2 separate regions of the Homo sapiens genome follow, and region 2 is linked to region 1. The links are chromatin loops, found by intact Hi-C in ENCODE. Cell type or tissue: PC-9. All regions are shown on one strand. Each heading gives the region's core, and the rest is flanking DNA. Links, peaks and the distances in the headings are about the cores only. Region 1 has its middle 35 kb from the start of MIR1-1HG. Region 2 holds the start of SLCO4A1-AS1 (SLCO4A1 antisense RNA 1).

The links. Peaks named below come from ENCODE experiments on the same cell type or tissue, not always from the same donor. Only the 100,000 strongest peaks of a DNase experiment are listed, where the experiment ranks them.
Region 2: it touches region 1 in a loop (5-fold over the local background); 5 of 110 quality-filtered maps call a loop at or near these places.

The regions. Positions count from the first base shown.
Region 1 is chr20:62,508,353-62,522,747 of GRCh38, forward strand. No RefSeq gene overlaps it. Among named protein-coding and RNA genes, the nearest start is that of MIR1-1HG, 35 kb to the right of the region's middle. RefSeq lists an enhancer at 3,093-3,902. In PC-9, for the core only: CTCF peaks have their summits at 8,082 (motif pointing right) and 8,282; a DNase peak (open chromatin) is centred at 8,099; H3K27me3 peaks cover 5,532 bases.
Region 2 is chr20:62,660,238-62,674,632 of GRCh38, forward strand. It overlaps SLCO4A1 (solute carrier organic anion transporter family member 4A1), which reads left to right. Exons shown (of 12, transcript NM_016354.4): 4 at 175-296; 5 at 827-938; 6 at 4,697-4,851; 7 at 6,143-6,338; 8 at 7,508-7,673; 9 at 7,775-7,947; 10 at 8,240-8,304; 11 at 8,693-8,841; 12 at 11,513-12,056. The coding sequence ends at 11,656. SLCO4A1-AS1 (SLCO4A1 antisense RNA 1) reads right to left here and starts at 6,384. Exons shown (of 4, transcript NR_024470.1): 1 at 6,148-6,384; 2 at 5,623-5,773; 3 at 4,687-5,260; 4 at 2,790-3,250. RefSeq lists an enhancer at 11,146-12,104. In PC-9, for the core only: CTCF peaks have their summits at 8,431 (motif pointing right) and 8,635; DNase peaks (open chromatin) are centred at 6,874 and 8,434.

The DNA.
Region 1 (14,395 bases), core at 3,898-11,897:
TGGCCTGGGGGCAGCACCCACTGGACATTTCATGACGGGTTGCTGGTGTGACGGGGTGCGAGCTTGTCATCCGGCTGTCACCTGGCAGGATTCCTGCCCCTGCATCAGGGGGCAGACCCCCCTGGAGCTGAGGGCCTCAGGCCAACCACGTACCTGGAGTCCAGTACGCTCAGGACATGCAGGGACCCAGCCAGACCAGCTGGTGGCCCTAAGGCAGGGCGCGGGGTGGGGGACGAGGCAGCAGGCTCATGTAGAGACAAGCTGGGGGAGAAAGCACCCCAGGATTCTCAAAGTAGGTTCCTCCCAGCACTACTGTCCAGAGCTGATCCAAGACAGGGGTGAGGGGTGGCGCTAACCAGCCTGGGGCTGGCAAGGTGCACGGCATAGGCAAAGCTCGCCTGAGCTGAGAGCCACCTGCCTGTGTCCTGTGCCAGCACTTCGGGAGTCCTATCACTGCCCCGGACCATGGCCAACACTGCACACCACCTTGTGGAAAGGCAGCTCCATCCATCTGCTCAGCACCCCGGAGCCTGTGGGGTGACCCATGGGTGACACTTTGTTTCATCCAAGGTGGTTCTGCTCTACACCTTGTGTTTACAGCCTTGCTGGCTGTGATTGACAGCTTGATTTTGTCTTCAAAAACCCATCCTCTCTACTCCTCCACCCCTTCACCCTCCACCCTCCACTCCTCACCTCTCCACCCCTCCACCCTCACCCTTTCACCCCTCCATCCCTCCACCCCTCCACCCTCCACCCCTCAACCCTCCACCCCAACACTCCTCCACCCTCACCGCTTTACCCCTCCACCTTCCACCCTCCACCCCTCCAACCCTCCACCCTCCACCCTCCACCCCTTACCTCTGCACCCCTCCACCCTCACCCCTTCACCCCTCCATCCTCTACCCCTCTACCCCTCCATCCCTCTACTCCTCCACCTTCCACCCTCCACTCCTCACCTCTCCACCCCACCACGACTCCACCCTCACCCCTTTACCCCTCCACCTTTCACCCTCCACCCCTCCACCCTCCACTCCTCACCTCTCCACCCCTCCACCCTCACCCCTTCACCCCTCCACCCTCCACCCCTCCACCCCTCCATCCTCCACCCCTCCAGCCACCATCCCTCCACCCTCCACCCCTCCAGCCACCATCCCTCCACCCCTCCATCCTCCACCCCTCCACACCTCCACCCCTCCACCCCTCCACCCTCCATCCCTCCACCCCTCCACCCCTCCACCCCTCCATCCTCCACCCCTCTACCCCTCCACCCCTCCATCCTCCACACCTCCACCCTTCCATCTTCCACCCCTCCACCCCTCCACCCCTCCATCCTCCACACCTCCACCCATCCACCCCTCCATTCCTTCACCCTTCTATCCTCCACCCCTCCACTCCTCCACCCCTCCATCTCCACCCTCTATCCCTCCACCCTCCACCCCTCCATCCTACACCCCTCCACCCCTCCATCCTCCACCCCTCCACAATCCACCTGTCCACCCCTCCACCCCTCCATCCTCCACTGCTCCACCCCGCACCCTTCCATCCTCCATCCCTTCGCCCTCCACGCCCACCCTCCACCCTTCCATCTTCCATCCTCTCCACCCTTGCATCCTCCACCCCTCCACCCTCCACCCCTTCACCCCTCCATCCTCCACCCCTCCACCCCTCCGTCATCCACCCCTCCACCCCTCCATCCTCCACCCCTCCACCCCTCCGTCATCCACCCCTCCACCCCTCCATCCTTCACCCCTCCACCCCTCCATCCTCCATCCCTCCACCCGTCCCTCTTCCATCCTGCATCCCTTCACCCTTACATCCTCCATCTCCTCCACCCCTCCATCCTCCACCCCTCCACCCTCCACCCTTCCAGCCTCCATACCTTCACCCCTCCATCCCACCACCCTTCACCCCTCCATCCTCCACCCCTCCACCCTCCACCCCTCCAGTCTCCATCCCTTCACCCCTCCATCCCACCACTCTCCACCCCTCCATCCTCCACCTCTCCAACCCTCCATCCTCCACCCCTCCATCCTCTGCCCCTCCACCCCTCCACCCTCCATCCCTGCACCCCTCCACCCCTCCATCCTCCACCCCTCCACCCTCCATCCTCCACCTCTCCACCCCTCCACCTTCCACACCTCCACCCCCACCTCTCCACCCCTCCACCCCTCCATCCCTCCATCATCCACCTCTCTACCCCTCCACCTTCCACACCTCCACCCCTTACCCCTCCATCCCTCTACCTCTCCATCCCTCCACCTCTCCATCCCTCCACCTCTCCATCCCTCCACCCTCCACCTCTCCATCCCTCCACCCTCCACCCCTCCACCCATCCACCCCTCCGCCCTTCCATCCCTCCACCCTCCACCCCTCCACCCCTCCATCCCTCCACCCCTCCATCCTCCACCTCTCCATCCCTCCACACTTCCATCCTCTACCCCTCCATCCTTCCCTCCCTCCACCCTTCCATCCTCTACCCCTCCACTCCTCCATCCTTCTGCTGATTAACTACTCCCAGAACTCAGCACGTTCCCTAGGAATATCCCCTCTTGTGGGTCCTCTCACCTGCCCTGATGGTGAGGAAGGTCAGGCCCAGGTGGGAGTCCGGGCTGGGTGTGCCAGAGGGGCAAGGCAGAACCCTTAGCTCCCCCTGCTGCCCCAGGGCCTGAGTTGGGGCAGGAAGGCAGGGAAGAGGCCCACGGTGCCCGAGCAAAGCTGTCCCCCGTAAGCCTCTCTGTTCGCTCTTCCCGATGCCCTCTCGCCCTCCTGACCTCCACCCCTCCTGGGGGAGATACAGCCTCTGTTCACACTTGTGTGCCAGCATGCCTGTCTGTCCAGGGCCCTTTGATGCCACCAACACCTGACAAAGGCAGGCTGGGTGCTGCCATGCCCCCATTTTAAAGATGAGGAAACCGAGGCTGAGATGGGTGAAGTAACCACAACCTGACCCAGGAAGGGCCAGGCCCACCTCTGGCAGGGGCCCTGATGCTGATGAAGATGTCTTGGAAAGGTACAGCATGAAAGGCTTGGCCTCGCAGATGGAATTTCCCATGTCAGGGAGCAAGTGTTTTCTGGCCTTTTCAGGGACCCTGTAAATGGCCTCTGGGCCCCCAGGCCGGCCCAGGCCAGCAGGCTGCAGTCTGACTCAGCTTTCTGTGAGGGTCAGGCTGTCCTGGCTCTGCCACGCCCCAGCCCATCCCCCACTTAGCCAGGCACCTCCCTACTGCCTGGCGCTGAGGCTTCACCCTCCCACTGCAGCATGCGGTGGGACCACCCTGGCCCCAGTGCAGGGGTGTCCGGGATCCTCTGGGGTGCCTTCTGCCCCAGGGTGTAAAGCCTCCCATGGCAGCCCCTCCTCCAGCCTGGCTCAGATCCCCACCCCACGCCTTGCACCTGTCCATTCCTGGCTTTAAATAGCCATGACGAGCTATCCAGCTCCTCCCTGTGCTGATGGGGCCAGCACAGACTTCCCCAAAATGCCACCTCTTCCCACTGCCCATGGGCAGGCCAACCAGTCCTGGGTGCAGCAGGAAAATGGCCAGAGGACACTCAGCATGGCTGGAGAGCCGGGATGCCTTGGTCCAGGCCAGGCTTGCCGCGACCTTGGAGAGGACAGAGAGGCAGGGCTTGGGGCGGTGGCTCTCATGGTAGTGGAGTGGCCTGTCTGTGAAGCCTGGGCAGTAGCCGCTACCGAGTCCCTGGTGCCATGGTCCCCCAAAAGGCCGTGGTGGTTAAGCCCTTTGCACATGGGCAGGTGGCAGGTGCAGCCGTAGAGCCCCGCATTAGTGCCTGTGCTGGTTTCCTGCCCAGCTCCAGGTCTGGGTGAGGGTGGAGGGTGCCCGGAGCCGAGCATGGAGCCCGGCCGAGGCCTGTCTCGGAAGTATCCTCTGTGGCCCTCCCTGTGCCCGAGCAGAGTGAGCCGAGGCTGCTCTCCAGCGGCTGCACCTCAGTGCTGTGGCTCCGTGGCTATTTTTAACCTGAGTATGGTAAATGCATTTCTACAGGAAAACCACTCTCCTCGATCAATCCCTGCAGCTGCTCGGCATGGATGGCAGGGCTCACACGCAGCCTGTCTGCTCCTGTCCAGGCTGCTGAGGACTGTAACCGAAGCCCATTAGCTGACCGGGAGGGATAAATCCAGCTCCTCTGACAACTGCTTCTCGCTGGTCTTCTCTGGGGACAGACAGCCCTCCCCACCCACCCCCTGCTGCTCCTTAATATAACTCTGAAGTCATGCCTAGTGCTCAGAGGATGGCTTGGGAAGAGAACTTGGGCCTGGGTTCCCCGGTGATTGGGGGCACAGGGTGGTGGTGGCTGGAGCAGGAGCGTGAAGCCCCAGGCTTCACTCGCAGGGAGTGAGGGGGGCTTGTCTTGGGGCAGTGTCCTGGCACCATTGAGCTGGGGGTTAACTCAGAGCCATGATCCCCCTCAGGTTGCCTGCAAAGTACCCCGGGGCTGAACTCATGGGGGATTTTGGGAGAGAGCTGGCTTTCGTCAGATCCTCAAAGGGATCCTTGAACTAAGAGGTAAAGAGGCCCCAGTCCGAGGTGCCTGTCTGCCGGCTGCCTGCGACGCTGCAGGGAAGGTCCTGGTACCTGCTCAGAGGGTCTCCCCACCCTCCTGGTCTGCAGGCCCCGCCTGGAGCACTCTCTGCCCCCACTTCCTTCCCGTTGTCCTCCTCCTCAGCTGCACTTTGCACTCGCGCTGGTTTCTTTGCCGTTTGCTTCTCCCCCGAGGAGCTCTGCCGGGGCAGAGGCTGGCTCGTTCATGGATGTTACTCCGGTGCCTGGAGCAGTGCTGGGTACAGAGTAGCAGCTTAGCAAGTATGTGCAGAATGTTCCAGAAGAAGGTGTAGGGCGGCATATCAGTCAGGACAGGCCGGGCTACACTTCAGCAACAGATACACCCGCCCCACGTCCGCGTGGCCTCAGACAACAAACGTTGATTTCTTTGCTCACTTTGAGCATCCCGGAGCCATGGTGGCCGCCGTGGACAGGCCAGGACATCGTCATCATGGGGAGTGGCTCCCTGTCTCCTTGTGTGTCCTGCCCGCGTGTCTGCTTGCGTGTCTGCCAGTGTGTCCTGCCCGGGGTCTTCTGCACATCAAGAGGCTCTTGACGTTTCTCTTGTCAGACCAGGTCCAGGTCCACGGCCAAGGAAGGCAGTAGGACTCTTGGGATAGGAAGGACGGGAGCCGGGAATCGGGGCAAGGGCCCTTTGGCCAGAGGAGGCTCTGGTGAGCATGGGGGTGGTGTCACTTGGGGCCACCGGGAAGCTCCCTGCCCTGCTTGGCATTGTGTGGTGGGCACGGCCCCGCAGAGGGAGAGGGCTCATGGAGGAAGGAGAGGGCTTTTTCCTGGAGCAGGGATGGCCTTGTGTCACCCCTCATCCCTTGGAACTGGATCAGAGCCGGCGAAGGAGCCCTGGCCCACAGCCCCAGCCCCATCCCCGTGTGGCCCTTCCTGAGGCTCCCTGGGGGGAGGCTGAGCTGGCACAGGTACATCAGCCATGCCTTCCTGGGTGTGCCTGTGACCTTTGACATGATTTGCGAGGCAGTTTCATTTGGGGTCTTTATTTTCCAGCCAGGCCTTGGAGGCTCAGTTGATCTCAACAGGGAGGCAAATACATTGTGACCTTCTGCTGGGAAAGATGTTAACTTTTGCAGTATCCCGTGGGCGATGACACATGGGACAGGGGAAGGGACGTGTCTGTCGTGGGTGCGTGAGGCTGCAGGGACGCCGCCTCTCCAGGCTTGAGGACCCTCTGCCAGGCCTCGGAGCTGGGACGTGATAGCCACCCCATCTAGCCCCTACTCTGAGGTTGGGAAGCTGAAGCCAGGGGAGGGAAGGATGCCTGGGGCCCGCCAGGGAGAGGAGGCAGGGTCTGAGGTGGGGAAGCTGAGGCCAGGGGAGGGAAGGGTGCCCAGGGCCCGCCGGGGAAAGGAGGCAGGGCTGGGTTACCACCATCCACCTGCCTGTGAAGGGTTGGCCAGGCCTCGGCCACACTGAGTCAGCGGCTCAGACAGTGTCTGGTCCTTCCTGTGCCCTGGTGAGCAAAGCCTGTGAGCCCTAGTGTCCCTGGCCTCTTGGGGCTTCTGTGGGGGTGACGGCATCAACGTGTACAACAACATCGTCATCATGGGGAACCTGGGGGAGCTGAATCCATGCCCAGGGGCCTAGGAGAGGCTGGTGACAGTGAGGACCACTAGGGAGGGGCCGTGAACCTCCAGGGCTGAGAGGGAGACTCATTTTTTATGCCATCTGGCGCAGTTAGATTTTAGAAAAACAAACGTGGATATACTGTCTTTGAAGAAAATGAAAATAAAACCAGTAACAAGAACAACGATGGCATCAGTAGTCACGGTAACAGAGCTCTGGAGGTCAAGGCTGGCGGCCCCGGCCATTCCCAGACTTGCTTTTGTCCGACCCTGGCCCTGCTCTCTCTCCATCGTGGGGGCCTGTCGGTGCTGGGGAGACTGTGGGCTGCTCGGTGTTGGGACCCACACAGGTGCTCCCGGTTCCTCCTGGCTGGAGGTCCCTTCCCTGGGAGAGGTGAGGGGAGTCGGGAGGAGCCACCTGTACCGGATGCCCCACACCCTGCCCAGGGTCCTGAGCTCAGAGATGCTCAGGAGACAGGAAATGCACCAGGCAGGGCGGGTGGTCGCCAGGTGCCGGGAGATGAACGGTGTTGGGTCAGTGCTCTCACTCCTGCTGACCCCAGACACCAGGTCCACGTGAAACCGAAGCTGGTTTTTGTTATTGTCACCAGGCTCACAGAAGAGTGGAAATTGCGTTTTTGGAAGTCAGGATGTGGCTTCTGTCCAGGGCATGGCTGAACTTCAAGATGGGAGAGGGACCCTGAGGCCCCGGGGCCGGGGAGCCTGCTGTGTTGACTGTGAACACTGAGCTGCCGAGGGCGACAGTTTAAAATCACCACTGAGACTCTTGGTGGCCCCATGGAATGGCCTAGGGTTCACAGATGCCCAGGTCAAGACACAGATTGTGCAGAAACTTCTGCAGATGGGGGTCCACCCCCGTCAGAGACCCCTGGCCCCGGCCCGCGTCTGAGTGTGACGCGTTTATCCGAGGCTGTTCACTGGCTCTGCCCGTCCACCTGGAAACCCGCAGGTGGGCCTGGTTCACCCCAGGGGTGTAGGGGTGCTAGGGAAGGTGCTTCTGCCACGAGAGCCGTGGGGATGTGGTCACCTGGGCTGGGCGGGCTGGGCGTCAGTGCTGGACCTGGGCATCAACCTCGCTGCAGCCTGTGACCTGGACGTCACCCACTCTGCATCTCAGAGGCTCTGAGGGGCCCAGCCCTTTGTCCACGGTCACCCACATGGAGTCGGCAGTGCTGGGGCTTGACTTGGGCTTCGGTGTCCCCAGGGGAGATGTTTGCTTCCACCCCATGGTCGCGATTCCGTAGGTGCACTGGCGGGGCCAAGTCTTCCAGAAGAACCCACATTTACTGGCTCAGAGGTGCCTGGGGATGGGGAGGACCTTCCATATCATTTCAGCTCCACGCAGAATGCGTGTCAGGGAGAGGAAGTGAGGTACTGAATCAGTGAAGCCAGGTGGAGAGGCGCAGAGCCAAGCATGGCCACAGAGCCAGTGCTCCCTCAAGGCAGCCCTGGGTGCGGGGCCCACAGAGCTGCGGGCGCAGGCTGAAGGGGGCGGCCCCGCGCCCACCTGTCCCCACCTTGCTGGTGCCCACACAGGCTCCTAGGACCTGGGGTCTCCAGCCTGGGGCGCTGCCCCCTCCACAGAGGCAGGTGAGAATAAAGTCACAGCTTTTGGGTACTTACTACCTGGCAAGCCCACGAGAGCTGAGGTTTCCCGGGCTATAGCCTCAGCTGTTAGTTTCACAGGTGCTGTGTGACTGTCGCACGTGGCGTAAAATTTTTGGTGGGCATTAATTGAGCCAATGATATAATTCCGCTTAAACCGAGAGCTTCTCCAGGTCCCGAAGTTAAGAGTAAATCTGTAGACATTTATCTTATCGCTGCGAAGGGAAACACATCCCAGATGAATTCAGCCAGGAGCCCGAGTCTGCCCCATCCTGGAGTCGGTCCCTCTGCTGACCGCTGGGTGGAGACTCCAGGTGGCGGCCACTCAGCAGGTTTGGTGCATGCATGGCGACCGCTGCCACTACAGGCTTGTCTGCAGCACCAATCTGCGGGCTCATCAGTGCTGGGCGTGCAGCCTGGGGACGCTCACAGCCACCTCTGACACCCACCCAGCAGGAGACTATGGGGGCCTGTTGTCCTCCAGCCTGAGACCCCTGAGCCCTGGCTACACCCAGCCCTGTGCAGGGTCCTGCCTAGGACACTGTAGATGCAAAGGCCACAGAGGCATGACCAGCACGCTGGCTGGCACGAGGGGCAGGGAGTGGTGAGAACTGTGGGGAGCCGGAGAGCATCTGCCCATCTGGAGACATGGCCCTCGGTGCCCACTGAGGGGCCCTGGGAGGTCAGAGACACTGACCCATGCAGGCCAGAGCAGGCCCGTCTAGAGCTGGTTTAGGCCATGGGCTTCTGATATCAGGGCCCATCAGATTGGAAGCTGCAGGGGGACCAGAGCCACTCACCCTGCACGGGCCAGGTACACAGCAGGCACCTAAAAATGCTTGTGAATGACTGAACCAAGGATGCAGGCGGAGGCCTGGTGGAATGAATGAATGAGTGGGGCAGTGGGGGCAGCAGGGATAGGTTCGTCGTGAGGGCTGTGGAAACAGCCCCTCTGCGTTCCAGCCCTGTCCCCACGTTCAGCTCTGAGAAGGTGCCAGGCTCAGCTTTCTGATCTGCAAGTGGGTTGATGCTGAGAGCCTGTCCTCACCCGAGCAGTGCTCAGCCAGGGCCTCACGGTGGCTCGACAGGCGCTGAACGGGGGAGGAGTGGGTTTTGGGAAGTGGGGAGGGTGGGGCCTGTGCCTGTGTGCGGGGGTCGCAGGGTGGGGTCCTGGGAGAAGGAAGAAGAAGGAGGCAGCGCCCACCCGACCCCCGACCTTCTAGACCGATTCCCACAGAGAAGAGCTCTGATCTCAGGTGGCCGGGCTGTTACAGCCACACCTGTGCCACGGCCATCACAGGCCATCTTCTGTTCCGTGGCTGCCCTGGGTGACCTTCAGCCTGTGGGGCACACGCCTCAGCTGCAGGGTCCTCACTGCCTCCCCTCCACTCACCCCTCACCGAGAGCCACGGGGCGGGGGGTTCCAAAACTAGCCAAGTCACCCCACATCCTGCAGAACTGGTGCCATGAGGTCCGGCTCCCCACACAGCCTCCCCCTGCCCCCCACAGCCTCCCCCATGCCCCCACAACAGCCTCTCCCATCCCCCCCACAGCCTCCCCATGCCCCCCTCACAGCCTCACCACACCCCCTCACAGCCTCCCCCATCCCCCGCACAGCCTCCCCCATGACCCCACAGCCTATGCACCCCCAACAGCCTCTCCCATTCCCCACCACAGCCTCCCCCATGCCCCAAACACAGCTTCCCCATGCCCCCCGCACAGCCTCCCCCATGACCTCCACAGCCTCCCTATGCACCCCCAACAGCTTCTCCCATCCCCCCACAGCCTCCCCCATGCCCCCCACACAGCTTTCCCACACCCCCCTCACAGCCTCCTCCATTGCCCCGCACAGCCTCCCCCATGCCCCCAGGAAGAACAGCAGGTCCGCCCCAGGATCCCTGGGCCCCCAGCCAGTGAGGTCTCCTTGGGACTACAGGACGTGGGTGTCCTGTGGGGCCGCCCCAGCACAGCACACAAAAGCCGGCCAGGGCAGCTGCCAGCTCAGCTGTCAGGGGAAGAGGACATTATGGTCCAGGTACAGGCAGGCCTGTGGGCTGACCCCGGACCCCAGCGCCTGCTCAGGAAGGAGAGCTACCCCTCCCAGCTCGGATCCTGCAGCTGTACTTGGGGAGCCATGGACGCCAAGGCAGGTGGCCAGGGCACCCCACCCCACTGCACCCCACCTTAGGAGGTGTCCCAGGTGTCCCCAAGCCTTCGTTTTGGTGCTTGGCCCCTGAACGCTCCTATCAGAGGGTTTACCAGCTCAGGCAGCAGCTGTGGGTTTCCCGCATCCAGGGCTGGGCCCCCCAAGGGCTCTCGGCAAGTGTTCATTCCCCAAGGAGCCACCAGGAGTGTGTGTCCTCTGCCTCTGTGAGGGGGGACCCAGGTGTCATCTTTGTTCCTGGCGGTGCTGGCAAAGATCAGGGCTTCCTACCAAGGCCCCCAGCCGGGCACCATAGGACTTTGGAGGAGGCAGGGTCCCAGCCGCATGGCCCTTCTGAGACCATATGGTTCTGTCTGAAGATTCTGAGTCCCTCTGAGGACCCCAAGATTCAGGTCATGGCTGGACATTCTCCAGTTCCCTCCCGGGGTAGCTCCCTGAGCACCGGAAAGAGGATGGGGTGGGGGGCGCCAGCCCAGAGTCTTCTCTTGAGGACTGACTGCACCCCTGCCCCAGGAACAGGATTCTGGGGCCTTGAGGCCCGCGGTTCACGCCGAGAGCCCCTTGGGGACCTCGGGGCAGGCGTGTGGGGCCTCCTGGGCCGGTGCTGCTCTGGCTCTGTCCCGAGGCTGAGCTGGGCGAGTGCTCGCTGAGCTGTAAGTGGGCAGGAAGGGCCGGGACTTGGACCCACCCACCTGTCTCAGCCGCTCAAGCGCTTCTGGGATCAAGGGTCCTGAGATAGCTGCCCTGGCCGATGCCCAGTGGGAATGCCTGTGACGGGGCTGGTAGGAGGCTTTCTAATCCTCTGAGGGTGGCGCCTGAGTCACCCAGCAGGAGCGGGCCCTGCCCTGCCCTCCACAGCCGCTGTGCCGTTGGGTGTGCATGGGTCTTGGTACGTGGACACCCCTGCCTCTCGTCCCGAAGTGGAGAGGGCCGGATTCTCCCCACAACCCCTCCTGTGCCAGAACTCGGACGCATACCTGGGTGGCTCTTGGGACCCATGGCTCTGGATGCCTGGCCCAGAGGAGCGGGGCCAGTTGAGAAATTATTCTTGGTGCTGGGGGTGGCATTGAGTCTCTAGGGGTCCAAAACTCTAACCACACTGACTTGGGTGGGGCTTAGCCTGCCGGGGTCCCCAGCGCCAGGCCCCATTTCTGCTAAGGTCCAGAGCCCTCTGTCGCTGGCCACCCTAAGCCCTGGTGGATGCGGTGGAGAGGACGGACTTTCTGGGGCCATCAGCTGTGGCTGAGGGCTGGGTATCTCCTAGCACCCCCACCCCCTCCATTATCTGTGAGTCTTGGAGGAAGTGGAGGCGGAGGGCAGGGGTCCTCAGCTCCGCTTTGTTGATGGGGTCCCCAGAGGTCAGGGACTTTCCTGAAACCCCTTTGAGTGTTGGGGTCTGGAGTCCAAACCCCGGGCTCTTCCCCTCAATGACCCCTCGAGCCCCGCCAGGAGCCTCACCTCCGATTTTGGGGGACTGTTCCTGGTATAGAGTGGATTGGGAGCAGGAGTCCCCAAGAACCTGGGGCCCTTCAGCTTTTGTAGACACCAGCCTCGGCCTCTCTGGAGCCATATGTGGAGGCCCATGCACACCGGGTGGGGTCTCCGGAGGCCGAGGTAAAAGCCCCACAAGAATTCTGCTGACTCTCACACACTGCCCTCTGCCTCCCCCAGGCCTCGTCCCACTGGCCACGCACAGGCAGCTGGGTCTGGGTGTGATGGGCAAGTGCACGTGTCCATTGGGGATGTCTGGGGAATGAGGCAAACAGACCCCCAACCCCCGCAGCCCTCGGTGCAGCCCCTCAGCCCCAGGGCAGAACACGGTCTTTCTCGGCCAGCGGGGGATGGTGATGGGCCTCAGGGCCGTTCCTGCTTTGCTCCTGTCATATTCTAGTTATTTTATTACAACTATGGCTTTCTGGATCCCAAACCATGTACACATGAGGATCTCAATCCTGAAGATAACATAAAAACTGCGCCGGGCACAGGGGCTCACGCCTGGAATCCCAGCACTTTGGGGGGCTGAGGCAGGAGGATTGCTTGAGCCCAGGAGTTCGAGACCAGCCTGGGCAACACGGCGAAACCCTGTCTCTACAAAAAATACAAAATATTAACTGGGCGTGGTGCGCACGCCTGTAGTCCCAGCTACTGGGGAGGCTGGGGTGGGAGGATCACCTGAGCCCAGGAGGTTGAGGCTGCAGTGAGCCGAGATTGCGTTACTGCACTCCAGCCTGGGTGACGGAGCAAGACTCTATATCAGAAATCAAAACAAAAAACTGTAACAACTTTGGCTGGATTTTCTAATTTTTAAAAAATTAATAGACTTTATATTTTTGACCAGTTTTAGGTTTACAGAAAAATCGAGTGTATGGAAAGCCTCCGTGTGCCCTTCCCCCACTATTGGCGTCTCATGTTGGTGCGGTACATTTGTGACAATTGATGAGTTAATACTGATACCCATCATTATTAACTAGAGGTCATACTTCACTCTTAACACTGCACATTCAGTGGTGTTTATTTTTTTTTGTTTTTTTTTTTTTGAGACGGAGTCTCACTCTGTCGCCCAGGCTGGAGTGCAGTGGTGCCATCTCGGCTCACTACAAGCTCCGCCTCCCAGGTACACGCCATTCTCCTGCCTCAGCCTCCTGAGTAGCTGGGACTACAGGCGCCTACCACCGTGCCCAGTTAATTTTTTGTATTTTTAGTAGAGACAGGGTTTCACCGTGTTAACCAGGATGGTCTCGATCTCCTGACCTCGTGATCCGCCCACCTCGGCCTCCCAAAGTGCTGGGATGACAGGTGTGAGCCACCGCGCCCGGCCCATTCGGTGGGTTTGGACAACTCTGTAAAGTCCTGTATCCACCGTCACTACTGCATCATACAGGATATTTCCGCAGCCCTAAACATCCTGTGTTCCTATTCAGCCCTTTCTTCCCTCCCCACAAACTCCTGGAAACCTCGGATCTTTTCCATAGCTTTGCCTTTTCTAGAATGTGGTATGTTTGGAATCACACAGCATGGAGCATTTTTGGATTGACTCCTTCCCACTGGCAATAGCGTTTGAGGTTTCTCTGTGACTTCTTGCGGCTCGACGGCTCATTTCTTTTCAGCACCGAATATGACTCGGGTTTATCCAGTTACCACCCGAAGCACTTCTGCTGTATACATCCACTTGTGGGAATTTGTGTGGACGTAAGTTTTAAATTCCTTTGGGTAAATACCAAGGAGCACGATTGCTGGACCGTGTGGTAAGAGCACGTTTAGTTTTGTAAGAAACCGCCAGACTGTCTTCCAGCAGCCGCGCCATGTTGCCTTCCCAGCAGCCACGGCTGAGGGTCCTGTTTCTTCACATCCTCGCCAGCGTTCGGTGCTGTCCGTGTTCTGGGTTTTGGCCGCTCTAGTAGGTGTGTGGTGGCATCTCTTGGTTGTTGTTAATTTGCGTTTCCCTGGTGATGTAGGACGTGGAGCAGCTTCTTATATGCTGGTTTGTCATCTGTAGATCTTAGGAGAGGTGTCTGTTCAGGTCTTTTGCCACCCCCACTTTTTTTTTTTTTTTTTTTTACAGAGTCTCGCTCTGTTGCCCAGGCTGAAGGGCAGTGGCACCATCTCGGCTCACGGCAATCTCCACCTCCCGGGTTCTTCAGGCTCCTGAGTAGCTGGGATTACAGGTGCGTGCCACCACGCCCAGCTAATTTTTTTGTATTTTTAATAGAGACAAGGTTTTACCATGTTGGTCAAGATGGTCTTGCTCTCTTGACCTCGTGATCCGTCTGCCTTGGCTTCCCAAAGTGCTGGGATTACAGGCGTGAGCCCCCATGCCCGGCCTTTTGCCCATTTTTAATAGGGTTGTTAGTTTTCTTTTTCTTTTTTGGAGACAAGAGTCTCCCTCTATCTCCCAGGCTGGAGTGCAGTGACATGATCTCAGCTCACGGCAACCTCTGCCTCCCGGGTTCAAGGGATTCTCCCACCACAGCCTCCTGAGTAGCTGGGACTACAGGCATGTGCCACAATGCCCAGACAATTGTTGTATTTTTGGTAGAGACAGGGTTTCACCATGTTGGCCAGGCTGGTCTCAAACTCCTGATCTCAAGTGATCCACTGGCCTTGGCCTTCCAAATTGCTGAGATTACAGGTGTAAGCCACCGCGCCCAGCTGGTTGTTTATTTTCTTATTGTTGAGTTTTAAGAGCTCTTTGCATATTCTGTGGCTGGCTTTTATTCTTTTCATAGTGTCTTTTGCAGAGTAGAATTTGTTAATTTTAATGAAGTTCAGCTATCAATTCTTTCATAGATTTTTCTTTGCTGGTTTATCTGAAAAGTGACCCCCAGAACTCAAGTTCTCTAGTTGGAATTTTTAATTAAAAAAACAACAACCTTGAGCTTTACATAAAGTTTTAATTGGTTAACACAAAAAATATTAACATACTCTTGGATCTAAAATAATTCTAATAG
Region 2 (14,395 bases), core at 3,651-11,650, 150 kb after region 1:
TCTGCAAGGAAGGGACAGGACCTGTGGCCAGCAGCACCAGGGGCCTGTGTTGACCAGCGTGCAGACAGACCCTGGAGGTCTGCCCGGAGGAGGGGCCAGCAGCCCCCAGTGTGTGTGCCATGGAGGGCACAGGTGGGCTGCACGCTGACCCAGGTGCCACTGCCTCTTCCACAGGACGGAGCTGACCACCGAGAGCCCACTGTGGGTCGGCGCCTGGTGGGTCGGCTTCCTGGGCTCTGGGGCCGCTGCTTTCTTCACCGCCGTTCCCATCCTTGGTTACCCTCGGCAGCTGCCAGGTGGGTTTCCCTTCCCCAGCCCAGCCTTCACATTGGGAGACTGTCCCTTAGTCTTCGCGAAGGGGGCACCCCGTTTCCTCTGCTGTCTTTTTCCCCGCCATGATCAAGTCTGCGGCACACCCTCATTCTCAGTGTTCTTCCCATCTGGGTGGAGAGACGCCTCCTGGCTGTGGCACAAGGCAGGTTGTGTGTCCATCCTGTCCTGTGGCCTCCCCTCTGCCCCAGCGGCTTCTCCCCCTCAGGCCACGGAACAGGCTTGTCCCAATCAGGGCAGGGCCTCCATCCCCTCCTTCCCCCAGCCCCACTTTGGGCCCCAGCTCTCCCACACCTCCAAACCCGGCTTGTGCTGCATTCTCACGTGGTTTCTGTTCCAGTGCCGCCTCCCCGGGGCTGCGAGGGCTGCAGGGATGTCAGACAGTGACGTTCCCAGACCGGGGAGGGGCAGAGGAGTGGGGGCAGAGCCTCTCTCGGAGAAGTCCACCTCCGGGAGCCCCCAGCCCCCAGCCCCAGCTCACTCTGTGCCCTTCCAGGCTCCCAGCGCTACGCGGTCATGAGAGCGGCGGAAATGCACCAGTTGAAGGACAGCAGCCGTGGGGAGGCGAGCAACCCGGACTTTGGGAAAACCATCAGAGACCTGCCTCTGTAAGGACCGGAGTCGGGAGGGTTCCTAGTGTCCTCAGACCCTTTAATGGTCCCCATCTTGGGGGAGTCGTTGAGACCCCTCCGGGATCATGATGGGGACGCAGCCCCTAACCTCTGTCGTGACCCTGGGCCAAGAGATTAAGGAGCAACAGATAGAGCCTCTGGGCCAGGGGCCGCAGACCCCGCCTCAGGGCTGCAGAGCCGTGGGAGAGTCCCAGAGTGGGGCCGGGGCCTCGGCCCGCACCCAGGGAGCCATCACTTCACTCATACAGTGTGGAGACTCCTGTGGGCTGCGCCTGGCTCCCAGTGGCCACGGAGCAAATCCCTTCCACACCAGCAAGTCTCCCCGTGGCCTGTGTGTCCCGGGGTCCCCAGGGAAGCTGCATTTGACTTGAGACCCTTCCCTCACCATGACCCCCCACACTCTAATTCCCTTTCATCAGGTGTCACCTGTGCCGTACCCCCCGGGCCCTGGGATGCTGCCCCCCCATCTCCCTCCCTCCCTCAGAGTCTCTGAGGACCTCCCCCCTCTACCCGGCGTGTCCCGCTCACCCTCTGGGGAGGTTGCTTGCTTTGCCGTCTGCCTTGGCTGCCTTCCCTTTCTGCTGAGTGTGGTCCGGCCTTGCTTTGCTGTCTTGCTGCACTGCTAGGGTGAACCCGGGGCCCTGAGCCGGTGGGGTCCTAGAGGGACAACAGAGGGGCCCGGGCCCTCCCGGCCTCTCCTGGGGATCATGCCTTCCCTGGGGGGCTCTCCCCAGGGCTGGGCACAGGTGGCCCTCAGGGTGGCCACCACCCAAGTCCTCAGCGTCTGAGGCCCCAGCACGGGGAGACTCTTGTGCCCTTGTAGCAGCAGGTCCCTGAGCTCACAAATGGCTGTGTCTCACTGGCCATAGTGGGTGGAGGGTGTGGGCAATGGGTGAGTCCCTGCTGCCTGCCCTCAACCAGGATAGGAGGGAAGGCATCAGGGCCAAAGGTGGCCCCTCAGAAAGCCCCAAGCTGTCCACGGCAGAGAGGAGCAGGGCTGGATGAAGATGGGAAAGAGAGGCCTCATTAGGACCCTGATAGACCCCCCAAAGGAGCTGGGAGCTGCCTGCTAAGGAGGGTGACCCCATGGGCCAAGCTGACCCGGGGCCACGTTCCCAGGACTTGGGAACATCGTGTAGGCACTGGCTCACCCTCTCTCCTCCACCCAGCAGCAGAGCGGCTTAGAGCTGAGGGTCAGGCGCCCTGTTCCCAGCGTGGCTGTGAGCCCCCAGTGTGGACCTAGGAACCCTGGGGCTCTTTCAGTTCATCAGGTGATAAGGAGGTTTATGTCCAGGGTTAGTTCCCTAAACCAGTTGCTGGGAAGAAATAAATCATGGGACATGTTCCCTTTATTAAAGTCATGACTAATTCTCTGGGCAAATTCAACACGAGAATTTCAGCCGAGCAATCAGTGATTAAGAAATGAAGTTTGCATAGCATTTCAGAGAGTCAGGGCCTCCTAACGCAGCCACACACCCCGGAGCCTGGGCAGGTCTGGGAAAAGCCCCAGGGAGGGACTCCCCCAGGGTGCCCACCCCAGCCCCATCCCCCCATATGCCAGGACCCCCCCAGGGTGCCCACTCCAGCCCCGTCACACCACACGCCAGAACCCCCCCAGGGTGCCCACCCCAGCCCCATCCCCCCACACGCCGGGACCCCCCCCAGGGTGCCCACCCCAGGTCTGTCACCCCACATGCCAGAACTGGCTGGGGAAGGGAGGGCATGGGCTGGGGTCTCCTTTGTCCTCCATCGTCTTGCCTTTTTCAAGACGTGGGACCCAAGTAGTTAACCAGAAAGAAGAGGCTTTTCAATCCTCAAGTCAGGAAATAAATTTTGAAAGAACTGGGCTCTCCCATTTTAATCAGGGAAGGGGACAGAAAGAACCCATGTTCATGGCTGCTGAGGTCAGTCTGAGCGAGCCAGCGAACACCTCCAAGCAGGCAGAGTGCCTGTGAGGCTGGAGCGGAGTTTCTGACGCCAACATCAGCTCTGCAAGGCACCTGTGGGCCTGTTGGGGCTCAGAGGCTAACTAGGGCTGCACCGTCTGTTCCTGATTCTTCAGAATCCATTTACATTTGGCCACCTCCTCAAACAAGAGCATTTGAATGTTCCAGGCATTCAGAGTTGCGTTCATCGGAACCAGGCTCTAGGTGTGGCCGAGAGGAAAGAGCCGCCCTCCTGCAGGTGGGGGTGATGTGAGGCCGACAGTCTGCTCTGGTGAGAGGCTGGAAAGTGTAGGTTTACAGGATGTCACTAAGCTGCAGACGCAGGGGTTCAAGTCAGCGACACTGCGGTGTGAGCAGAGGCGACATGGACATGTCATTTATTGTGAAAATTTGCATTACTGTGGGCTGATGTGAGAGGCTATTGTGCCATGACCTGGGGCTTCAGGAACAGTCTCTGCCCCTGGTCTATGTTATGAGTTCCAGGGACAGGACAATAGCTGTGTCTGCAAACACCCCCACCTGAGGCCGAGAGCCCCCCACTCAGTGGGGGAGAAGGGTCACGCACAGGAGCGTGCTGTGAACAGGATGCAGGCAGCTGTGAGCTGGGATGAATGTGAGCTTTGCCCAGTCTGGGTGATCTGTGTACCCCAGAGAGAGCCGAGCCTCTCTTTGCAGAGGCGGTTTCCCTTCTGTCTGCCTCGATCACTGCACTGGCTGGGAGGGCTTTGCGTGGTTTACACCATGCAACACGTTTTCCATCTCAGCATCTTATGCGCTTAAGCAGCGGTTGGGCGTTAGCCCTGCTCAGGCCTCCAATGCTAACAAAAACAGGGAGAGCCTCCATTCACCCCCCAGGGCCTCGTGTGCAGGGACAGGCAGCCCCGACGCACTGCTGTCGGCCACCTCCTGGGTTAGAAACTGCAAGGCCTGATGTGGGGCCTTCCCAGCTTCCAGGGGGCTATGTCCTTATCCTGAGACCCCACAGCCAGGACCGCAACAGGCAGATGTGGAGGCTGAGGCTGAGCCCTCAGGGCCAGACGGCTCAGAGTTCCCACAGTTCCCCCCAGGGCTCCAGGCCCATGCACCAAGGACTCGCCCCAGTTGAGGCCTCACCACCCCCAGGGCCACTGGCCCCCAAGTGCAAACCAAGCTAGCCAGGTCCGTCTACCCAGGGGCTTCTTGCATGGAGGGTTCGAATCCCAGTGGCTTCCTGCCCCACTTCTCCCAGGGGCTGGCGGTTGGGGACTGGCCACAGTCCCCATTCCCGTGATTCCATTCCCCTATCCCAGGGCCTGTCCGGTCCTGGACTTGGTGGCCTCTGCCTGCCCCAGCCAGTTCCCTTTTTCAGGCCCTGCTGCTGGCCAGTGACGGAACAGGGTCCTGGGTCACTTGGGGTCTCTCCCCACCTGAGCTGAAGCTCTGGCCAAGGCACTGATAAGGTTTTTCCCTAATCAGGGACTGCAGCTTTCAGGACAAGTGGGCCACAGGCATAGGCTCAGCCTGGCGCCCCCTGGGTTTCTCTGGAATAAGTGTGGGTGTCCCCCACCTGCCTGCACCCCACTCTACTCCCTGTCGGAACAGGGGCCCTTTGTAATCAGACCGGGGAGCTGACAGCCTCAGGAACAGCAGGTTCCTCCCACCCTGGGTCTGGCCCACTCTGACCCTCAGTCTCTTCTCCACACCCCGACCTCTGCCCACCACTCTGACCCTCAGTCTCTTCTCCACACCCCGACCTCTGCCCACCACTCTGACCCTCAGTCTCTTCTCCACACCCCCACCTCTGCCCAGCTCCATCTGGCTCCTGCTGAAGAACCCCACGTTCATCCTGCTCTGCCTGGCCGGGGCCACCGAGGCCACTCTCATCACCGGCATGTCCACGTTCAGCCCCAAGTTCTTGGAGTCCCAGTTCAGCCTGAGTGCCTCAGAAGCTGCCACCTTGTTTGGTGAGAAAACTGAATCTTGGGGGTCCTCTGCTTTTATGTCAGTTCTCAGAAACAGAGTCTTCAAGGGCATCTTCTAGAAAGACCCAGACAGGGCACATGGCAGTGAGTGCCCTCCCACCCCCGCTGCCAGAGCAGGTGTGGAGAGCGCCACGGGGGCTGAGCGACTCTGTCCACAGGCCGGGAGAGTGGTGGTCCTGCCCTCTTTGTGGGACATGCTCCGTAGGTGGAAGGGTCCACGGTGGGCTCCACCCCCTAGCCACCTAGTCTTGGCTTCTGTGACTTGGTGCAGGAAGGGTTTGGACCTGGCTGTTCCATGAGCCAGGCACTGGTGCCTCAGGACCTCCTGGAACAGTGCAGCTGGGGGTTTCTCGGTGCCAGAGGCAGGCTGGCCTTCCCAGGCTGGGCAGGTCTGCAGAAAGTGGGGACCCCTCCTCAGAGCTGCTCCTCCTGCCAGCGTTCACAGAGTACCCTGGGCCATGGCAGAGGTGCCAGGCATGTGGGCCACCACCGCCAATCTACCGCGCTCTACCCTTCCAGGGTCCACTATCTGGACAGGAAGAGGGCATCAGATGAGGGCTCCCCTCCCTCCCCCACAGGCCCATCCTGGCCTGGCCCCTCTGGGCTGACCTCACAAGCCCACATTCCCACACTCAACAGCCCCCCAGAGGTCAGCTCTACTGCCCCTTGGAGAGCCTCCCCACCTGTCCCCCCAAATCTGTCCCCTCCCCACCTGTCCCCCCAAACCTGTCCCCTCTCCACCTGTCCCCTCACCTGTGCCCTCCTCACTTGTCAGCCCAGAAGCTAGATGCCAGCTAATCGCAATTTTTTACTGTTGGTGGCCACTCAGGCTTCGACAAATGTCCTTGTCACAGCCTGCAGGGACTCGGCAGAGGCCCCTGGGGGAGGAGGGGGTGTGGCTGCCCTGGAGGGGGGTCAGTGGAGGAGTCATTGGCTTCCCACTGGGGCAGGGGCCGCTGACCTTGGAGCACTCTGGGCTCTCCTCCTCCCCCCGCCCCGCCCCGCCCCCCCGCTCCCCCTTCCCCTTCCCCTTCCCCTTCCCCTTCCCCTCTGAGGCATCCCCGCTGTGGGCTCTGGACAGAGGTCCCTCCTAGGGCTCTATCAGCGCAACAGCTAAGCACTCAGGTGTGGTGTTGAGTGCTGCCATGCAGGCAGGAATTGATCCCTCTATGCCTCAGTTTCCCCACCTGTAAAGTGGACCCGGCTGATCCACCACCCTCTCCCACCACGGCCCCCTGCCTGAGTCCCTGGCTGAATCCCTCCCTCTCCCCAGGGTACCTGGTGGTGCCAGCGGGTGGTGGCGGCACCTTCCTGGGCGGCTTCTTTGTGAACAAGCTCAGGCTCCGGGGCTCCGCGGTCATCAAGTTCTGCCTGTTCTGCACCGTTGTCAGCCTGCTGGGCATCCTCGTCTTCTCACTGCACTGCCCCAGTGTGCCCATGGCGGGCGTCACAGCCAGCTACGGCGGGAGGTGAGGGCCAGATGGCACCTGGGTACGCGTCGGGGCCCCAAGCACCCGCGGTCCCTGGGCATGGAGGAGGAGTGGTGCAGCACTTGGGAGAGGTGGTTTTGAAAAGGGCTACGTCACAGGACAGCGGCAAGGGCAACACCCGCTCAGCAGGGCACCCGGCAGCATCCACGTGAAAAGGCACCATGCCAGCCCCCAGCAGTGCCTGCGCTTGGGTCCCGGCTGTGCCCCCGGGCAGTCATATGCCTCTCTGGGCCTCAGCACTCTGCTCTGTAGCTGTGTCAAATGGAACAACAGCCCTAGTGTTCGGGGTCCTTGAGGCTGGTCTCTCGGTGACATAAAAAGTGTCCCAGGATGTGCTCCTGGAGTTGCCATGTGCTGGGAGTGGGAGGGACACCTGCTGGTCAGGTGGCAATTAGGGAATATCCAAAATACACGTAGGTAGCCTGCACCTCGGCCCTGCCCTGCGGGCCCCGGGAGTGCACCTGCAGGTGCCGTGCAAGGCCGAGAAGCACAAAGCAGCCGTTGTGGCATTATCGGAACCTAAGAGTCATCAGGGTGGACGGGGTCACTACGCTGTCCTCACAACAGAGGCCCTGCCCACAAAGGAGTGGAGGAAGCTCATCCTGGGCCACTGCCAAGACATACTGTGAAGTGGGAAAAAGGAAGGAGTTGGACAATGGGCGCAGTGTGCTCTGATTCAAGTGAGAAGTGCAGATGTTTGTGACTGCCGAGGGGCGTGTACGTGCAGACGACCCCTGCAAATGCACAGCCGGCCTGTGGCTGGAGAACCGAGGACTGGGGTGGGGCTGGGGCCACGAGGCTGCCTTTGTGTACTTGGCGCTTTTTCTTTCCTAATGTTTGTATTTGATCCATATGAATGTGTTGCCTGTCCAAAAACAAATGAACTAGGGAAAGGGGCTGTGCATCAGGCGGACGGTGCTGGGGGGCATGGGTGTGCCTTCCTTGCGTGAGGAGGAAAAACCATTCTATCACCAGAAGGCAGTGCCCAGTGTGAGTGCCCAGCGTGCTGGGGGCGGTGCAAGCTTGGCAAGTTTGTAGACCCGAAATGCAGGCTGCATGGGGACGAGCCCCATGGCTGACCCTGTGCCTGCTGGGCGCCAGCATGGCTCTGGCCTGGACCCTACCACTCGCTTGTCCCCCCTCTGCAGCCTCCTGCCCGAAGGCCACCTGAACCTAACGGCTCCCTGCAACGCTGCCTGCAGCTGCCAGCCAGAACACTACAGCCCTGTGTGCGGCTCGGACGGCCTCATGTACTTCTCACTGTGCCACGCAGGGTGCCCTGCAGCCACGGAGACGAATGTGGACGGCCAGAAGGTGAGTGGAGCCGCTGCCTACCGCCCCTGTCCTCCCCTGGACCCTGGGAAGGGGCCCCCGTGCCTTCCCCTTGTAATCGGAGCTATTGTTGGGCTTCCCAGGTGTACCGAGACTGTAGCTGTATCCCTCAGAATCTTTCCTCTGGTTTTGGCCATGCCACTGCAGGGAAATGCACTTCAACTTGTCAGAGAAAGCCCCTCCTTCTGGTTTTCATATTCGTTGTAATTTTCTTTACATTCCTCAGCAGCATTCCTGCACTAACGGCAACTCTACGGTAAGCTGGGGTCGGGTGTGCGCTTGTCCAGAGCTTTCCTTGCAGCACCCTGAGGCGGAGCTCTGCAGATCCTGAGACAGGAGCACTCCAGGAAACACCCAGGTCTAAGCGGGCCTGTCTGTCACTGGTGGCAGGAGAGACCTCACTGTCTCTGATCTCTGACGAGGGGCTTCCCACTTGGGGGGGGGTGATGATGTGGCTGGGGACTGGTCCAGGAGGCCACTGGCCTAGGGGGTGACTTGGCATGCAACCCCACTTCTGTGGGTGCTGACGCTGTGGTTTTCTATTGCAGATGTGTCCGTGACCCTCAGAGATCCTTTGCCCTGGGAATCCAGTGGATTGTAGTTAGAATACTAGGTACTGTGCAGTGTGAGGAAGCCATGGTCAGTTGCACAGTGTGCTCACTGCACAAGGGCATGGGCAAGTGTCTAACCACCAAGGGGATGTGCTTCCCAGCAGGAGGCTGTTCCCGCCTGGGAAGGGGTCCATTCCCTAACTGTCCACTAGAGGGGCCCATCGTCATTTATTTGCCCAAAGGCTTTCCCTGGGAGATCATGGGAAACTCGCAGCCCCAATGCCGAATGCCCAAAGAAAGGAACGTTTAAGCCCTCTTTGCACCCCCTGAGAACTCCAACGGCCAGTATCACCTTCCCAGAGCCCATCATTCCAGGCCTCTTGGCTGCCTGCCCCCTGCCTAGCCCCTACCCACCAGGAGTGTGGGTGCTGAGTGGGCTTCTCTCCGCAGGGGGCATCCCGGGGCCCATCGCCTTCGGCTGGGTGATCGACAAGGCCTGTCTGCTGTGGCAGGACCAGTGTGGCCAGCAGGGCTCCTGCTTGGTGTACCAGAATTCGGCCATGAGCCGCTACATACTCATCATGGGGCTCCTGTACAAGGTAAGCAGGCCCAGGGAGGGGACAGAGGGTCTGCTCTGAGGGTGGCTGGGGGCTCCGAACATGCCGCGATCTTCCAGCAGCTTGGACCACAGCCTAGTACATCACAGATGTTCCTGCAGCCAGTTTGTAGAAGGCCCTTCCCACATTCCTCATGAGTTGGTTGTGGGGAGAGGCAGGTGGGCTGCAGGGCCTCCTCCTGGGGTTCACTGTCCAGGCCCCCAGCAGCTCCAGCAAAGCCCAGGCCCAGGCCCTGCTCCCTCTCCCACCTCCTGGGACTGCCCCTCCACAGTGTGGTCTTGCACGTACCCGGGATGCCCGTTAACTAAAAGCTTTGCAGAAATAAGAAGTGGCTGCTCCTGTTAGAGCGGCTTGACTAGCTGGTCCACTCCGGGCCTCAGTCTGGGGGGCTGGCGGGCAGGTTGCAGCCTCTCCGTGATCAGTGCGCCTTGGATTCCATTGGATCTCTTAGTCTGGCCCTCATTTTTCAAGCTAACAGAAACTTTCTGTTGTGACTTTTGGCGTATGCTACCTGGGAGGAAACGCAGTATTTGTGTTTGGAATTTGCCCCCATTAGACGATAAAGCACAAAGCCTTCTAAATAAAATGCGGTCCCACGGCCAGCTGTTCAGAGGATCTTGACGCTCTTCCTTGGGTGACGGACCCAGGAGAGTTCATCCTGCAGGAACCCGTGGCCTCAGGCTTTCCAGGAGGGAGGTTAGAGAAAGGGAAGGAGCCCAGCTGGTTCACCTCCCCTCGGATTAGCAGAAAAGAGGCGAGTCTGAGCAGGGCCTTGTGTGGCTCTGGAGAGAAGCAGTGGGTTAAGGAGACATACACCTCGGTTTCCCCCTCATCTGAGGTTTCACTTTCCACAGTTTCAGTTACCAGAGGTCCACCACAGTCTGAATGTATTAAATAGGAAATTCCAGAAGCAAACAGTTCATAACCTTTAAAGCACGCGCCGTTCTGCACAGTCTGGTGAGATCTTGATCTGTCCTGCCCAGGACTCGGATTCTCCCTTTGTCCAACTTTGGAAGAAGGCAAGGTCAGAACTTATTCTGCAGGGAGCTTTGGGGATATTGGATACTAAGGCCCAAGCCCTCTGTGATACGCCTTTCGCTTTGGCATAAAATAACGGTTGACTCTCTGTTAGGCGCGTCTCTGCTCAGGGAGTGGTGGTGTTTGGGGAAGCCCAAAGGCACATGAGCATCAGGAAATTGACCATTTGACTTCATAAGACATAACCTTTGTCCAGCGTGTCCAGGCTATTCATGCCACCACCTGTTGATCACTTAGCAGCCGGTGTGGTTCCCACATCCCCCATCACCATATCACAGTGCCATGTTCAAGCCACTCTTATTTACCTAATCATGGCCCCAAAGCACCGGAGCACTCACGCCGCCGTTCAGCTCTGCCAATGGGAAGCCGGAGGCGCCTCCTTCAGCGAGAAGGTGTAGTTCCTTGGCTGGGCTTAGTACTACCCTTAGACTCACGCGTCCACAGGGGTCTCAGTGTCTGCGGATGAGGGGGCTGCTGTACTTTCCCAGGGAGCCGTCCCCAGACTCTCTCTTTGCTGTGTTGGATGCATCCCTTAGCTGGGAGCAGCAGGCTGAGAGCCCTCCACACGCAGCCATCCCCTGGGCTCAGCACAGCCAGCGGGAGCCGTATCCAGAGGGTCAGAGTTGGCCTCAGCAGCGCATGCGTCCATGTTAATTGTAGCGGGGGAGCACACGGTGTCTCCTTATAAACACCCTCGCATTCCACTTTGTCCTGCACCGAGTCAAAACAGCCTCACTCCCTGAATGCAGGCTCAGGGCCATCAGCCAGGCTGACACTCCAGGAGGCACAGTGGGTGTTTCTGGTCCACGCCCAGCGTGGAAATCATAGTGGTGCACATGTACTCTGCGTGGGCATTGCGGCAGCATCCGTGCTTGGACCTCACCGCCTTTGGGGCCCACGTGGGATTCCTGCCACATCGTCCTCTTGCCCTGCAAAGTCGGTGCAGCCCCTCATTGTTGACAAAGAAACCAAGACCCTGAAGGTTCAGAACTGCCCATGATGGTGGCACCGGGGCTTGAACCCCGGCTGTGGTGGTGACCGGCGACTGGCTCTGTGTGAGGTTCCTGTGGCCGCCACGACAAAGGACCGCAAGCGGGGTGGCCTGATGTAGCAGAACCAGATTCGCTTGCAGGTGGGGGCAGGGCGGGCTCCTTCCGCCGCTCTGGCTCTCTGCAGCTGCATGTGGCCTTTCCCTCTGTCCCTGCCTCAAGTCTTCCTCTCCTTTCTCTCATGAGGACACCAGTCATTGGATTTGGGGCCCACCTTAGATCCAGGATGGTCTCATCTCAAATCCTTAATTACATCTGCAAAGACCCTATTTCCAAAAAAGGTCCCATTCACTGGTGTCTGGCACTGTTCAACCCATGACAAGCCCCTCAGTCCTGTGCCTCTGTTTTTAGTCAAAGGGTGTGTTTCATTCCCTCTTTAACAATATTGGCGTCTGCTCTACAAACCGGTTATATGGGAAAGATACCCTCTCAGAGCAGGATGGGTTTCCGTGGACCTGGTGAGGGTGCTGCAGGCTGGGGCAGGGACAGGACTGGGACAGGCCCACCAGTATCCAAAGGCTCTGGCCGAGCTCCCCACGAGGTCCAGCGGGCTCCTCTCTCCCCAGGTGCTGGGCGTCCTCTTCTTTGCCATAGCCTGCTTCTTATACAAGCCCCTGTCGGAGTCTTCAGATGGCCTGGAAACTTGTCTGCCCAGCCAGTCCTCAGCCCCTGACAGTGCCACAGATAGCCAGCTCCAGAGCAGCGTCTGACCACCGCCCGCGCCCACCCGGCCACGGCGGGCACTCAGCATTTCCTGATGACAGAACAGTGCCGTTGGGTGATGCAATCACACGGGAACTTCTATTTGACCTGCAACCTTCTACTTAACCTGTGGTTTAAAGTCGGCTGTGACCTCCTGTCCCCAGAGCTGTACGGCCCTGCAGTGGGTGGGAGGAACTTGCATAAATATATATTTATGGACACACAGTTTGCATCAGAACGTGTTTATAGAATGTGTTTTATACCCGATCGTGTGTGGTGTGCGTGAGGACAAACTCCGCAGGGGCTGTGAATCCCACTGGGAGGGCGGTGGGCCTGCAGCCTGAGGAAGGCTTGTGTGTCCTCAGTTAAAACTGTGCATATCGAAATATATTTTGTTATTTAAGCCTGCGTCCCCGTACCGCGTGCTTTATTTCTATGAGTTTGCAGAGTTTGGTGGTCTCGCCATCCTTGGCCCACGTCCTGTAGTCAGCCCTGTGGAATCCGTGGATATGAAAAGTTGGCCTTCCTTATCCACAGGCTCCCCCGTAAGTCGGCCTTCCTTATCCACAGGCTCCCCTGCTGAGGATTCATCCCACCTTGGATGGAAAATGCAGTTTTTGTGGGAGATGGAACTGGAGGGTACGGAGGGCTGACTGCACATACAAATATACATACATGAGTGTACATATGTTCTTATATAAACGTGTCACAGTAAAATTGTTCCTCATCTTGCGTTACATTTCCCTCGTTATTCATGGGGTGAACAGCTGGTATCAACTGCCTTGCGTCCCCCAGAGCCATATGTTGAAGCCCCGGCCCCAGGATGGCTGTGTTTGGAGGCAGGGCCTTTAGGAGATGATTATGTGCGGGGTCATAAGGGTGGGTGCAGGTCCCACAGGACTGGTGTCCTTAAGAGACCTCTGCCATCCGGAGCTCCTTATGGCCAAACCCTTCCCACTCGCTGAGCCCTGCAGCCCCAGGGCCTCTCTGAGGACTTAGTTTCAGGTGGGTCAGATCAGAACCCCCGGGTGGTCCCCAGCACTGAGGATGGACGCCACCCTCGCCCTCCGGTGCTCACAGTCTGCAGCGCCTGCCAGGAGTTCTCAAAACCCAATGCGTCGGTCAAGATCCCCCCCAAATTAGGGTACAATCCGGTGCTGGTGACATTTTGATTTGCTAAGTAAGGAGATAAAACACAGCCATAAGGAGAGGGGACCTGGGCTCACCAGGACGCTTGTGTGGAGCTCACTGCTGTGACTGCTGGGCCAGGGAGGGGCATGGGGGGGGCACAGAGGGCCAAGTTGGGAAATGATGGGGAGCAGGGGGTGCAGGGAGAAACTTCCCGAGGGAGGTGACAGAAGGGAGTGCAGGAACAGACCCTAGAGGGAGTACAGGGGCTCTGGGGAGCCAGGGAAGTGGATCGCCACTCAGAAGGGAGTGGGGAGGACGAGGAACCTCACCAGGTCCCACCTTTGCCATGTTCATCAGGAGTCCGGTTCATCAGGAGTCATCAGAGGTGGGTGGAGCTAGGGTCAGGATGAGGCTCGGGCATGCTGGGCAGTGCCGGCTTCCAGTGACCTGCCTCCTCCGGGTGTCACTGGGACACACTTCCAACAAGCAGGACTTAGCACAGGGCAGATGCCACATCCCTGACCGGGTTATTAGAGACCACGACACTGCCCAGCCCACCTTCTGACCAGGTTATAAGAGACCACGACACTGCCCAGCCCACCTTCTCGCCACTCTTCTCAAGGGCTGCCCTGGCGGGAACCCCGCATGGCCAGGAACTGGCCTCTGCCTACGGTCGGCAAGAAACCGGATGCTCAGCCCTGGCCTTCAAGGACTGGAATCCTGCCAAGGGCCACGTGAGCCAACCAAGAGGGGACGACACCCTGTAGCACCTGGACTGCAGACACATCAGAGACCCAGCTCCGTGGTGCCTGAATTCTGGACCCACAAAGGCTTTGACATAGTCAACGTGTGCTGCGAAAAGTCACTAAATTCTGGGGCAGTTTGTTCTGCAGCCATAGCTAACCAACACACTGGGCAACAGCACAAAACAAGGGCCAGTCCTTTGCCGCTCACCTGTTCTCCATGGGCATGGACCTCACCCCCCAGGCTCGTCTATGGCAGTGGCTGGCACTTGGCCACTGGGCTGGGGCAGGAGGGAATCAGGGTGGAAGGTGCCAGCCATCTCCTCCTAGAGTCCCACGAGACCATTTCGGCGGATGCCTGCCCTCAAGCCCTCTGCTCAGAGCTACGTCCCGTGGTCCCAGTGAGTGGTGGGCGAGGCAGGAACCAGCCGTGCTCCCAGCTGAAGGAGGTGTTCTGGTACCGGAGTGTGGGTGTTGGGGCACAGCTGGCCGCACCTGTCAGAGGCGTGTGGCACTGAGCATCCGTGTGGAGGTGTCCATGGGGCCCTCGGGGAGACTCATGGGAGCTGTCAGCCTGCGGGCTGAGCTGAGATTGGTCAGGGGAGCTCATCCGGGAAGGCTGGGCAGATCCAAATGGAACCCGGGGACCTCAGGACTGAGCAGGTGGAAGAGGCTGCGTCCTCACATCAGGGAAAGGGGGGAAGAGCCCAGGGACACTGGGTGGAGAAGGGATGAGAGGGAGGCGGCACACGCGGTCTGGCCACCAAGGGTGGTGCACCCTCTCTGCTGCCAGTGGTCAAGATGGTCTCTGACTCACAGATGACGATTCCAAGGGTCTGAGCGGCCCTGTGTGTTCCCCGATGTCTCACAGTG